Linked DNA regions of Homo sapiens: region 2 is linked to region 1. Evidence: chromatin contacts called from ENCODE Hi-C or POLR2A ChIA-PET data. All regions are on one chromosome and are shown on one strand. The core of a region is the stretch at or near the end of the contact, and the rest is flanking DNA. Distances in the headings are between cores, read along the strand shown. Region 1 overlaps CADM1 (cell adhesion molecule 1). Region 2 holds the start of CADM1-AS1 (CADM1 antisense RNA 1).

Region 1 (6,076 bases), core at 3,123-5,622:
AGTATAAGTAAATCTAAAGTTAGCCACTTTTCTAAGAGTTTCCTTTGCAAATGCAACATGCAAAATACTATTTCCCTTATCATTCACTGCTTCGCCCACCGAGTATTTCATACCAACTACTATTTCTATTGTCAGAACATAAAGATAAATGTTTTGTGCTTCCCATATCAAGCAAACAAAACCAAGATGAGGAGTGAGTTTTCAATCAACCCTCAAAGAAGACTCTCAGGATAGATTTGTATACATACATGCATTACCATCTTGTTAATATACTACAAAATGAAGGCACATCTGTGTGGCTTTTCATAAGATGGTAGAAATTTTTGAGAAACTGTTCCATACAGGTTCTAGGATCTAAAATGTTGTTATGAAGACTGACAGTTTTCCAGCTGAGTGGCCAAGTATATCACTCAAAGGCATGAGCTTCTGATGGAGAATCCACGTAGAGGGAAAGGACAACTATTCCCTTTAGCAGATTATTAAGTAATTTGGGGATATAAAAATTAAATTAAAATTTCTCTTTCATTTTAATATGAAATTTCTTGTAATTCTCACTAGTACAATGTATTAAGATGAGATGATATTGCTCGAGAACCAAGTATAATAGTTGGTATATAGTAGATACCCCAATAAAGCATAGCCATGTCAGTAACAACCTTGATAGAAGACCAGCCCAAGGCAAAGACATGACACAGTCATATTAGAAACTTCCTTAGAGAAATGGGTCCCACCGTGATTACAGTGACTCCTACATTTTTAATTGGTCATTCAACAAAATTGAATATGTCTTATATTCAGCACCAAGCTAGTGTGCCAACAAATATTTACTGAGTGTCTACTATATGCCTGGCACCAAAGAAAGCTTTTTTTTAAGGATGAATCAGATAAAACGCTCCTGACTCAATCTTTGTTGAATGTTTTAAATTTATTTAGTTTAAATGTAAGAGAATGGCACATGCAAACACTGACATATTTGCTTTGTACTGTTCCAAATACAGTTTCTCTCCTAGTAGGGTTAAGTTTGAGACCTACGAAAATAATAAGGCATGTGCTAAATCATGACATTACACAAGCTTCACCCAGTGTTCCTCAGTTATCCTCACAATTGCCTTGATATTTCAATTTCTAGGTATCCTTCATTCAATCACATGTTGAGAGCCTTGAATAAAAACCACAACAATGGTTATATCCATTCATTGTTCACCTACTATGTGCCAGGCCCTGCCAGCTTAAATTCTGGCCAAGAGCATTAATCATGTAGAGGAGAGGATAAAGAAGCCTCTCTTTGGAAATAAAATAATATACCTGCTACTTTGACATTTGTATAAGTCACAAATCCAAAAGCTGACACTGATACTGTATTTGTTATTGAAGACACTTAAGAGCAGTGAGGTACAGTAAGTATAACTATAATACAACTGAGCCATCTAAAAACAACTTGCACTTTTGCTGACTTTGTTGGCTGCATCCTAACCAAAAACGTACAGTGAAATTAAATTATATTGCTGATAAGAGTTTTATGTTCCTCGGCATAGATGAAACGGTGCATTTGCCAAAACCTGCTAACACTGCTTACATGATTATTAATGATAACAGGGCCTGTACATGAACAGCATCAAATGGGTTACTTGAGACAGTGATGGAGAAAACTATATACACACATATTCCAGATGAAATCCTAGAATTAAATGCTGACACCAAAAAGGCATGCAGGTTAAGCGACTACGGCAGATGAAAATATATCAAAGCCAGATACATTTCCTGTTGAAATTTCCTTACATTCCATGACTAAATCCTAATGGCCACAAGCAGCATTGCAATCTCTGATTGTGCTGATGCACAGAAAGGAAACTGTACTTGTGTGGTCGTGCTGTCAGCAGAACCCCTAGACAGAACATAGTTGCAGTCTTAAGGCAAAATAAAAGTGTCTGGAAGGCAATTCACACGTTTTCACAGGAGTGCCAACTGTGACCTTGAGCCCCTTCTAAAGGTTCCTCTGCCTTAAAAATCTTACTAGGTTCCTAAAACCTACTCATAAAATACAGCAAGAATTTTATTTTATGTTTTTTAAGATTTTAACTGAACACTAGGATAAAACTGTCTTGATACAGTTGTAGTCCTCACGGCAATCACTATTTACTGACTACATAGGTACTAGGCATTCAGAGTATTCAAACTATGTTTTAAACTATCATTTACATTTTGATTAAGAACCCCCAAAACATTCTATAATGTCTATATGTAATTAATAATGCCCTACTTCTTGATCTCAAATTCTGCAAGAGCAGGGTGGGGAAAGAGGTTGCTAAAGAAATGGAAAATAAAAAAGTACCCTGAAGCAAAACAACCACTCAGACAACATACAACATTGAATCACCGTCAATATCTAGTGCTTGTCTGTGAAATCTCATTAGCAAATCATCCTTTATAAACTAGAGCTACTGACAGGATTCAGGACATTCAGAGCTGGGTACCTGGCAATTCTCTTACCAGAAAGAAGTCAGTAGGATTATAATGAAGTAGTATCAGAGTTGCAGTTAATCTATAGCCCATAAAGGAAATCAGAATGTATAACTCAGATTCTACCTATGACTATCCAGCTCTCACTTGAAACATTTTAAGAGTCCCACAGTAGATCCAGCACTGTGACTGCTGGATAAAATTGAGTGACTTGTATTTTGTTGAAGGTGACCCTGAATGGTGTATACAAGCCAGTATTTATGACTGCTTATGATTCTTCACCATATTTTGCATGTGACTGAGAAGAAAGCAATTCTAAGAGCCAAATTTATTTCGAGGAAAATGCCTATTATGTCTTCAGATTGTGCATATGTCTGTCTAGGCATATGCACACCCACAATACACCCGTGCATGCCAAAAACACTGCCCCAAATCACACACCCAAACCTTATTATTATTATTTTTTTTTTTGAGACAGGGTCTTACTCTGTACCCTAGGCTGGAGTGCAGTGGCACAATCATGCCTTATTGCAGCCTCGACCTCCTGGGCACAAGTAATCCTCCTAACTCACCTGCCCAAGTAGCTGGGACATGGGTGTGCACCACCACACCCGAGTTTTTGTTTTGTTTTGTTTTGTTTTGTTTTGGTAGAGTTGAAGTCTCTCTCTGTTGCCCATGCTGATCTCAAACTTCTGGGCTCAAGTGATGCCCCCACCTCGGCCTCTCAAAGTGCTGGGATTACAGGCGAGAGCCACAGCACCCAGGCCCTAAACCTTATTTTTCCATATTCTGAATAATCTTAAACTCTGTTGACTGAGTTTGGGTAAAGGTAGTTTGTTTCATTTAAATACTGGAGAAATATTATTCAGAAACAAGTCCTAACAGTGGCTTGTAATAAACTTTTCACTGAGGTTAATGATGCCTACATCTACAGAATATTGATGAGGCAGAATTGCCTAAGAAGCACTTAGTATAAAATAAAATAAAACCAAGTACCAAAACATAGTCAATTTCCTTTGCCCTATCTTATACCACTGAGAGTTAACCAGATTGGCCATTTGGAATGTTGATTCTCAAAAAAATGTACCTTGATATCAGAAAACTGACAGTTTGTATTTTACTTTTTAAACCCAACAAGGCATCCTGTTTTCTGTCTTATCTTCAAGAGAAAAGGCAGCTAAGTACAATTTCTACAGGCCTCAAGAGCACTGCGACCTAGTCAACAAAAATAGTTTTAATTAACAGATAAGTTTGCAGTTTAGTTGGTAAGAAATTTACTTAAAACTGTTTTAGGGAAAAGCCTGGAGAATAATAGTATAAACAGATTATTAGAGAGGTTTTTTTTAGTATCTCTATTATACAGTCTTCCATATCGAGGCAGATCTTGGCAGAGACAGATGGCCTAAGCCTCTATTTAACAATGGATGATTAAAAGCAAAGGAAAAAAAAGGCAAGATACTATTTAATCCTTCTTCACAAACAAACATCAATAAAGCAATGAGGTTATTGAGTATTTTTATACTTATAACCCCAAAGGAAGTACTCCTCACTAATTAAATGTATACTGGTACCATCATTACTTTTACAAATCCAATGTAGATATTAATTCTATTATAAGTCTACCTAGAAAATGTGTTCAGTTGATTCTTCATTCAATAGTCAAGCTCCTACTAGGTGCTAGGTGACAGAAATATAGAGCAAAGCTGTTGTTATCTGCTAAGGAGACTGAACTTCATGTTTATCTCATTCACCAATTTCAAGTCCCTACCAACAAAAAAAATCACAGATTCACCCAATCCAGATCAATCTTCCATTAAGAATCAATCTTATAAGCCAAGCGGCTGAGGCTCTTTAGCCTCTTGTCACTATACTCAAAGTTCCTTTGGCCCCACTGAGTGAACCTGGCACCTGTTCCATGATCAGCAGGACGTGGCATAGCTAGTGCCAAAATACCGCAAGCATTCAAGCACCAGTGACCTTAAATCGAGGTCATTATTACCATCTCCTACCGTTTTTCTGACAGTTGGCTGCTGTTCTCTGAATGTCAGAATCCTCTAAATTCTACTGCATCATTCAACTTGTGGACCAAGGTTGATTAGGGGTGCTCCAGGTAACGTCTTTTCAATATTAAAGAAAATAGTTCCCTCTCTTCTTGTAAGAAATGGGTTAAGGATTCAGAAACTCTGGACAGTGATCGATTTGTTTGTTTGCCCACTCCATTTTAGGCTAATTTTCCATTTTAAGCAGCAATCTGGATGACTAAGTTAAGAATAATAGAAAGAATAAGATGAATGCATACAAAAGCACAATTGAGAAGGCTTAAGATAAACAGAAATTTGTTTCCTTTGATTCAAGGTCCACTGATCATTGCATCAGTTCAACTAGGAAGTCTGAAGAATGCCTTCATTCACTAATGGGAAAAGGTAAGATTCTTGGACTATTTTAGTGCTTTATTGGGGCCTGAATCAAATGACCTTGGGATTGTGTGTTCTTATAATTTTAAATACAGTCATGCACCACATAACAACTTTCGGTCAACAATGTACAGCTTATACAACAGTGATCCCGTAAGATTATAATACCATATTTTTGCTGGACATTTTCTGTTTAGATATGTTTAGATCACAAATACCACTGTGTTACAATTGCTTACTATATTCATTACAGTAACATGCTGTACAGGTCTGTAGCCTAGGAGCAATAAGCTGTAGCATATAGCCTAGGCGTGTCATAGGCTACACCATTTAGGTTTGATTAAATCCACTCTATGATCCACAAAAAAAAAAAATCTACATTTTTGCATTATGATGACATTGCCTAACAACGCATTTCTCAGAACATACCTCCATCGTGAAGCAACACATGACTGTATATCTGTGATCTTTCTCAGTGAAATTTCAGATATGTTCATTCTTATTCTGTCTGGCAATGAGTGTGTCTCAGTTTCAAAACCTACAGTTCTTAAATTATATGCTTCTATAAACCTCTTTTCTAAGGCCAAGTTATTTCAAATGTGTTCCTAACATTTACATTTATGCCCATCCTTAAGTCTCCTTTATACTTGAAACCCTCCCAATTAACATTCTCTCCTATCCATTTTCCACTCTTTTAATTTTCCTTTTTAAGTAATCACTTGCTTAAATCAATTCCTTCCATGTATTCCCAATGGAAACACCTGGACTTGGTCTTGTAGAAGCACACATCTATCATGGCCATAAATGTCACCATTTAAAAAGTCTTCATGCATTTTCTATAGTGGGGGAAAATATAAAGCACTAGGAAGAAAAAAAAAAGCCTTTTTGTTTAACTTGTTTAGCAGGGACCACATCCACTCTGGTCATATTATACTTGTGACATAGCATATTGGTATCTATGATACTTCTTGAATCCTGTCACTGTCAGTCAGTAGTAACACTTAAGTCGTTGACAGTTTCACCTCTGCAATTTTATTTCACATTTGGCACATTATCACTCTCTACTGTTGAAAAATTTTAAACAGCTTCACAAAGCAATCAATTAATATACCACATACATAATATATGTACAAAGTAGTAAAACGAACAATTCAGAACTTATTAATGTTGGCGTGTACCTCATTTAATAACAGTTTTGTTAG
Region 2 (5,776 bases), core at 2,576-5,075, 34 kb after region 1:
GCTCAGAAGGCTGAGGCTCCTGGGCCCAGGGAGGATCTCTTGGGCCAGGAGCTCAGGGCTGTAGTATGCCATGCTTGCACCTGTGAATAGCCACTGCAAACCAGCCTGGGCAACATAGCGAGACCCCATCTCTTCCAAAAAAAAAAAAAAAAAAAAAAAAGGAGAAATAGCCCATTCAATTATGATACATCCACAAAATTAATTATTATATAGTCTTTAAAACATATGCTTGAAGAATATTTACAAAGACAGAAGACTGCAAATAATACAATATTAAATAAATAAAAACAAGAAGAGTCTAATCTGAACTAGGCATGGTAATATGCATGGAAGGTGAAAAATATTAATATCAAGAATATTTTTCTCTGAGTGGTAGGATTATAGCTGAATTTTATCCTCTAAACTATACTTTTATGGATTATCTTTTTTATCAACATAAAGATATTCTACCTTTAGAATTAGAAAAAAATTTTAAATGAAACAGATTTCACAGAAGACTGAAGGAAAGAAAGACTTAATAGAAAAGTTGGGATAAAATATACTTTTCGGGGTTGTCATTAATCAAACAGAAGAATGAAGTCTTAGTAAATAAAGTATTAGAAAAAAGAGCAAATGTTAACAGTATCTGAAAAAAAAAAAACATAGAGGTAGCATTTTTTAAAAACAGAATGCATTCTTATTCCCCTATTAAAAAAAAATCCACAGCTCTGAATAACCTTATAGGGTCCATTCATTCCAAAATTATCTCATTAAAATTTGTATCTTAAAATTCAATCTGAAATTTGACAAGGGATCTTTTCAGTTTTAGTTCCTAATCCACATAGCTATGAAAGAGGAACAAACCTGAAAAAAATGAGAAAATACAAAGCATTATGGCATTAGCACTGTCCTTACCATGAATATAAACTAAAGTTACTGATAATAAATGGACTTTTCAATAAATCAGCCAAATACAGAGTCACCGACCACGGTAATAAATCATCTGCTATGAAAAGGCTGAATTTATTGAAGAAAAAAAAAGAAAACAAAAAACCTTTCTGGATGGTCAGAAGAAAAAACTACCCAAGCTCTTAGGGAAGCCCTTTTTCATAGTATGTACAGGTAGAGTAATCATTTTGACTATCTAAAACAAATTCAAACATTTAGAACAAAGACAATGGTTGTGCTTACAGATCTAGATCTACAGACTTAACATCTGCACATGCTCATTGGAAATCTACAAGGCAGTGTCAACAGAAATATTAACATCCTTTGCAGTCATCTTACAGCACTGCTTTATAAAATTACATCAGATCTCTATCTAAAGCAAGTATTAGAGCTATCCATAGATGCAGTAAAAGAGAATGTGAAGGAAAAGTAAGAAAATTCAAGCAAACCTATTACTTTTCTTTTAAGCTCAAATATATTTCTTAAGGCTAAACATCAGAAGCAAGATGCTTGGATACCAACACTTTCCTTTATGACTTTAGCTTTCTATCTAGCTCCAGAGGGAAAATCATGTTTACAAGAACCACGAGACATGTGAAAAGCAATAACCAAGATAAATGAAAAAAAAAATGCCGGGTTAAGTTTTAGTCAGAACTTTATTGCAAAGGTAGTTTGTTTTATGAGATGAAGAAATCTACTTCTCGTCTTCTCTAGCGTTACATATTGAAAAACGAAAACATGATTAAACTATTCTTTTAATGTCATCTTATTTATAAAGAGCTTAAGGAAAACAATCTGCATGCAGACTGAGCACACTACAGAGATGGTGCATAGTGTGGAACCCAATGTCAAAAACTAAAGTTCAATTTCCAGTGCTAATCAAGTTTCTGAAACAGGAGCTCTGTTGATTTCCCTACGAGCCACATGACTTTGTTTTATAGTCTTGATGCAAAATTTCCTAAAATTTTGAAGCCAATTTTTTTAAAAAGTAGAAAATAAAAAAACAAAACAAAACGCTAGAGATAATTAATGTTCATCCATTATTCATTCCAAAAGAAAGGGAAAAATTCGTGGGTCAGAGATTGATTACTTTTATAGCATGTTCTTATACAGAGGAAATGAGACTTGGCATAAAGTAGGAAGGGGCACAACAGATTTATAAAAATCAAATACACGTGTGATATTTAGACTTGCCTTTGATAGTTCAATTTTCAGCTATTCATATATAGAAAGCAGAAAGCAAACTTGTCTGTATATTAGAATCACTTAAAGATATTTTTTAAATGCCAAAGCCCAAACCACACCCCCAAACAATTAGATCACAATCTTTGGGGGTGACAGCAGGCATTCAGGATTTCTTGATGCTCTCCAAGTTTGGGAATCATTGACGTAAAGTACAGAAAACAAACAAATTCTTCTACCTTCTTTCAGATTTCTCATTGGGATTATCCCAGAGAACTGAAGGGGGAGAAAAAGATAAAGGGAAAAGGAAAGAGTTGGGAAAAAATTACTAAACCAATGCATTAATCTACATCTGCTTTTTAAAGCAAATCATTTACACACATACTCACTGCTGTTTCTGAAGCTGGCTCAACAAAATGCTGAAAAAAAATCATTATAGAGGTACATGGCATATTATGCTGACATGAGTTTCTACAGCAGAGCCCCAGTCCTTTAAGAAGGATTTGGGTGAGAGAGCAGAAGACAGATTATTCTCATAAACACAAAAAAAGGTATGCAGATTCCAAGGTGACTACCACAGCTTTCTAGTGACAAATCGCCAGCAATCGGAGATGTTTGAAATGTGAACTTGCTTAACCTTGCCTACTTTAATGGTTTATTTTAATAAGGGGAAGGATATTAAAACTCTCTATTAAGTTCAAACATGGAAGAAGAGGGCAAGAAAAAAATCCTAAACCCTGTAATTCCAACTTTTTTTAAAAAAGACTCACTGTAGCTAATTTCCTAATTTTACATATTATTTAAACATAGTCCAAAAGATTTTAGTTGCTACATAGCATTTTATTCTCCTTCTGTCCCGTATTTCTTTTTTAAAGAAATGATTTAAGGTACATGCATTCCATTTGTACCATTGGTTCATGACATTCAAAGAGTTCATCATGCACACAGGATCACCTGTGTACTTAGCTTAACTCTGTAGAAATCTCTCATCCCTAGGAAAGAACCTAGATTATTTTTATGCCATCCAAATGGGAGACTGTCCCAGATACCAGATGATGAAGGGGCCCCTGAGGGACCATAATGCTAACGTGCTATGAGCACTACAAAATTTGACTTCAAAGATGCCTCTCAGTTTGGCAGGGCCTCCACATATGTCTGTGAATAATAAAGATGTGGTTGTCATTGGTGGTGGAAGCAAAGGGCGCGTGTCCTTGTGAATGTGACCACATTAGATTTAAGATAGAAGAAAGTCCTTTACAAGAAAACCAGAAAAAATGGTGTATCAATTTATGTGCTACAGACATGGTTGTGCTTCATTACTGTAGCATAGGATTAAAAACATAAATCTTGACCACTCTTCAGAGAGCCAGGGTTGAGCTACATAACATTTTTTCCTTAGTGCTGGCTTTTTGGCATTTTGGTCATTTCAACAATATTCGTTGGCCAACCTTCAACAAGTCACCACTTAACTAACTTTATTTATTTATTTATTTTTAGGAGCACATAAAGGTGAAGGGAATACTTCTTTTCCAAAACAGATATGCTGGAGATTAACTTTAGAGTTGTTCTATTTCATCCTAAATTTTCCACTGCTTCTGTCCTGCAGTGAAGTCACAATACATCTGTGACAGAATAACTCCCATGGCAACAGGCTGACATCATAAACACCAGATTAAGACTTGGCTGCAAAGCCAAAGGAGATGATGGGCTGGGAAGGAAGAGGCTATAATTCAAACAAATCTCTGCCATAATAGCTATGGGAATACTAAACATTACTGGCCAAGTAAATTGCTTTCTGTATAAGCGTTCTCTTTTTTTTTTTTGAAGTTTGCCCCAGTGTGAAAGTCTCTCTGTAAGTCAAAACCTTAGCATTATTTTAATGTACTGTGCTGTATTTAATAATCTTATGCTTCAGACATTAGTCTGTTACCATGGGAATGACAGCAGCATAAATACAGGATTATGGCTATCAAGCAGGAGAAAAGAAATTATGAATAAGCCTCGTTATGTTCAATAATTAGCAGCTACATGGAAAAAAACAAAACCATGAATTTAGGTTGATGCATTTATCTCAGTGTTTGAATACAACTCTGAGTGTGTTATTGCTTTAAAATGAGATTCTAACAAACTGCCAAAAACTTCTTGACTAGCAGTTGTTACTCAGTGCTATAATTTAAAAATTCATCCTGTCCATCTCTTTTTTCTCCTATTTATATTCTTCCCCAGCAGAAGATTGGTAACTAATGGGTAATACACAACATTCCAAGATAGATTCTGGTATCTTGAGCCAACATATCAGGAGAATGGTACAGAAAAACTGAACATTACCAGCCCCTCTACCTTAGCTAACTGCAAAATGAACAACTTCCAAGGACTTGCTGCTACTCTCCCACAAAATGAAAAGTCTATGTATCAAGATGTAGAATAGTACAGCTAAGCACAAGGCTCCTCCCCAGTCAAAGAGGAGCAGAGAGTGAAGATCACTATCAGTAAAAGCGCTGGCCTAGAGTTCCATCACTAAACTGATATGTAACCCAAGGCAGGTCTTCTTTCTTTGAGTTTCAGTCTCATCATCTTTGAAGTGAGAATAACAGAGCATAAAAGTCAAACTTGAACCAACACATGATCTGTATAGCTCATTTTTTTATTCTCAATGACAATAGAGACATTGTACTCTATCAGTTACGTTAATGACTAGGAAGTGTACCATACAGTTGGAACTCTTAACAGGCATGCACCCCTTTGCTAATTGTAGAACAGATTAACAAAATGGTGGATAAAAATTTTGAGACTAGCAAAGATGGTTAAAACAATACCTCCCTAAACCCAGAGACTACATCCAAATATTGAAGAAAGTACTGCAGCAATGCCACAGCATCAAGTCTTCCCTGAATATTTGGGGAAATGGGCACATCGCCATACTTTTGGCATCCTATGGAATCACTCACCCTCTCTACAAGAGTATCATTACTCATTTTCCCATCCAAATCAGATGACAAGAACGAAATCTTAATCTACTCATAAACCAGTAAACACTTGACTAAGATCAACAGCTCCTTGGTACTTTCAAATTTCCTTAATCCCCTCTTCCGTGAGGTTTCTGCATTCAATGGCAGTGGCACAACACATCATTGGGGGAAAGTAATTTTAGAACGTGCCATCCAAATTAACTGGTCGTGAATAGGCTCTGATTAAAATATAAAAGGCTTTTAAAATAATTTAAAATGATTCACTGGAACTAATTTGGAGATATTTTAATCTCTGAATGTGCAATGAACTGTAGTCTCCCTTGGCCCCAGCATCTCCTTAGAGAGGAACATTTCTTGTCAGGCCTTATGCCACTGGATTAGAGGTATTTGAGCCATATGAACTAAAATGGCCATGCCTGAATCTCCCCCTGACTTTTCTGACTTGTGTCTCTCCAACTTAAGCATGGTTCTCTTCCACGTTCCAAACCAAATTGTATATACTTCCCCTCTCAGTGAATATTGCTCATCTGTTTACTAGGCCAGATAGCTAGATAATTCTAAACACAACAATGTGACAATTATTTAAAGAATCACATGAGATCAAACAATCTCAGCTTACATTCTTTAGTCATTTGTTTAAATTCCATTTTAGATTAAACAAAACAATATTTTCCCAACCTAATATTCTAACATATTTA

What was found. Hi-C counts contacts between places; a loop is a spot of excess contacts on that map. ChIA-PET counts read pairs that join two places held with the same protein, here RNA polymerase II (POLR2A). Pooled maps may share reads with other maps.
Region 2: a map of IMR-90 shows a loop between it and region 1 (1.9-fold over the local background). The contact joins the promoter of CADM1-AS1 here to the enhancer-like site in region 1. A Hi-C loop is called at or near these places in 3 of 168 maps with a recorded cell type or tissue (A673, HepG2 and IMR-90), 1 of 37 single-sample maps with no recorded cell type and 2 of 50 pooled maps. POLR2A ChIA-PET finds 5 or more read pairs at or near these places in 1 of 52 experiments (HEK293).

Annotation. Positions count from the first base shown.
Region 1 is chr11:115,358,814-115,364,889 of GRCh38, forward strand. The region is part of intron 1 of CADM1 (cell adhesion molecule 1); the gene reads right to left. Among named protein-coding and RNA genes, the nearest start is that of CADM1-AS1, 35 kb to the right of the region's middle. Within about 2 kb of position 4,373, at least 3 of the 41 ENCODE cell types and tissues checked have a DNase peak (open chromatin) inside an H3K27ac peak, as active enhancers do.
Region 2 is chr11:115,392,931-115,398,706 of GRCh38, forward strand. CADM1-AS1 (CADM1 antisense RNA 1) reads left to right here and starts at 3,826. Exons shown (of 2, transcript NR_135103.1): 1 at 3,826-3,961; 2 at 4,336-4,728. All of the region lies in intron 1 of CADM1 (cell adhesion molecule 1), which reads right to left.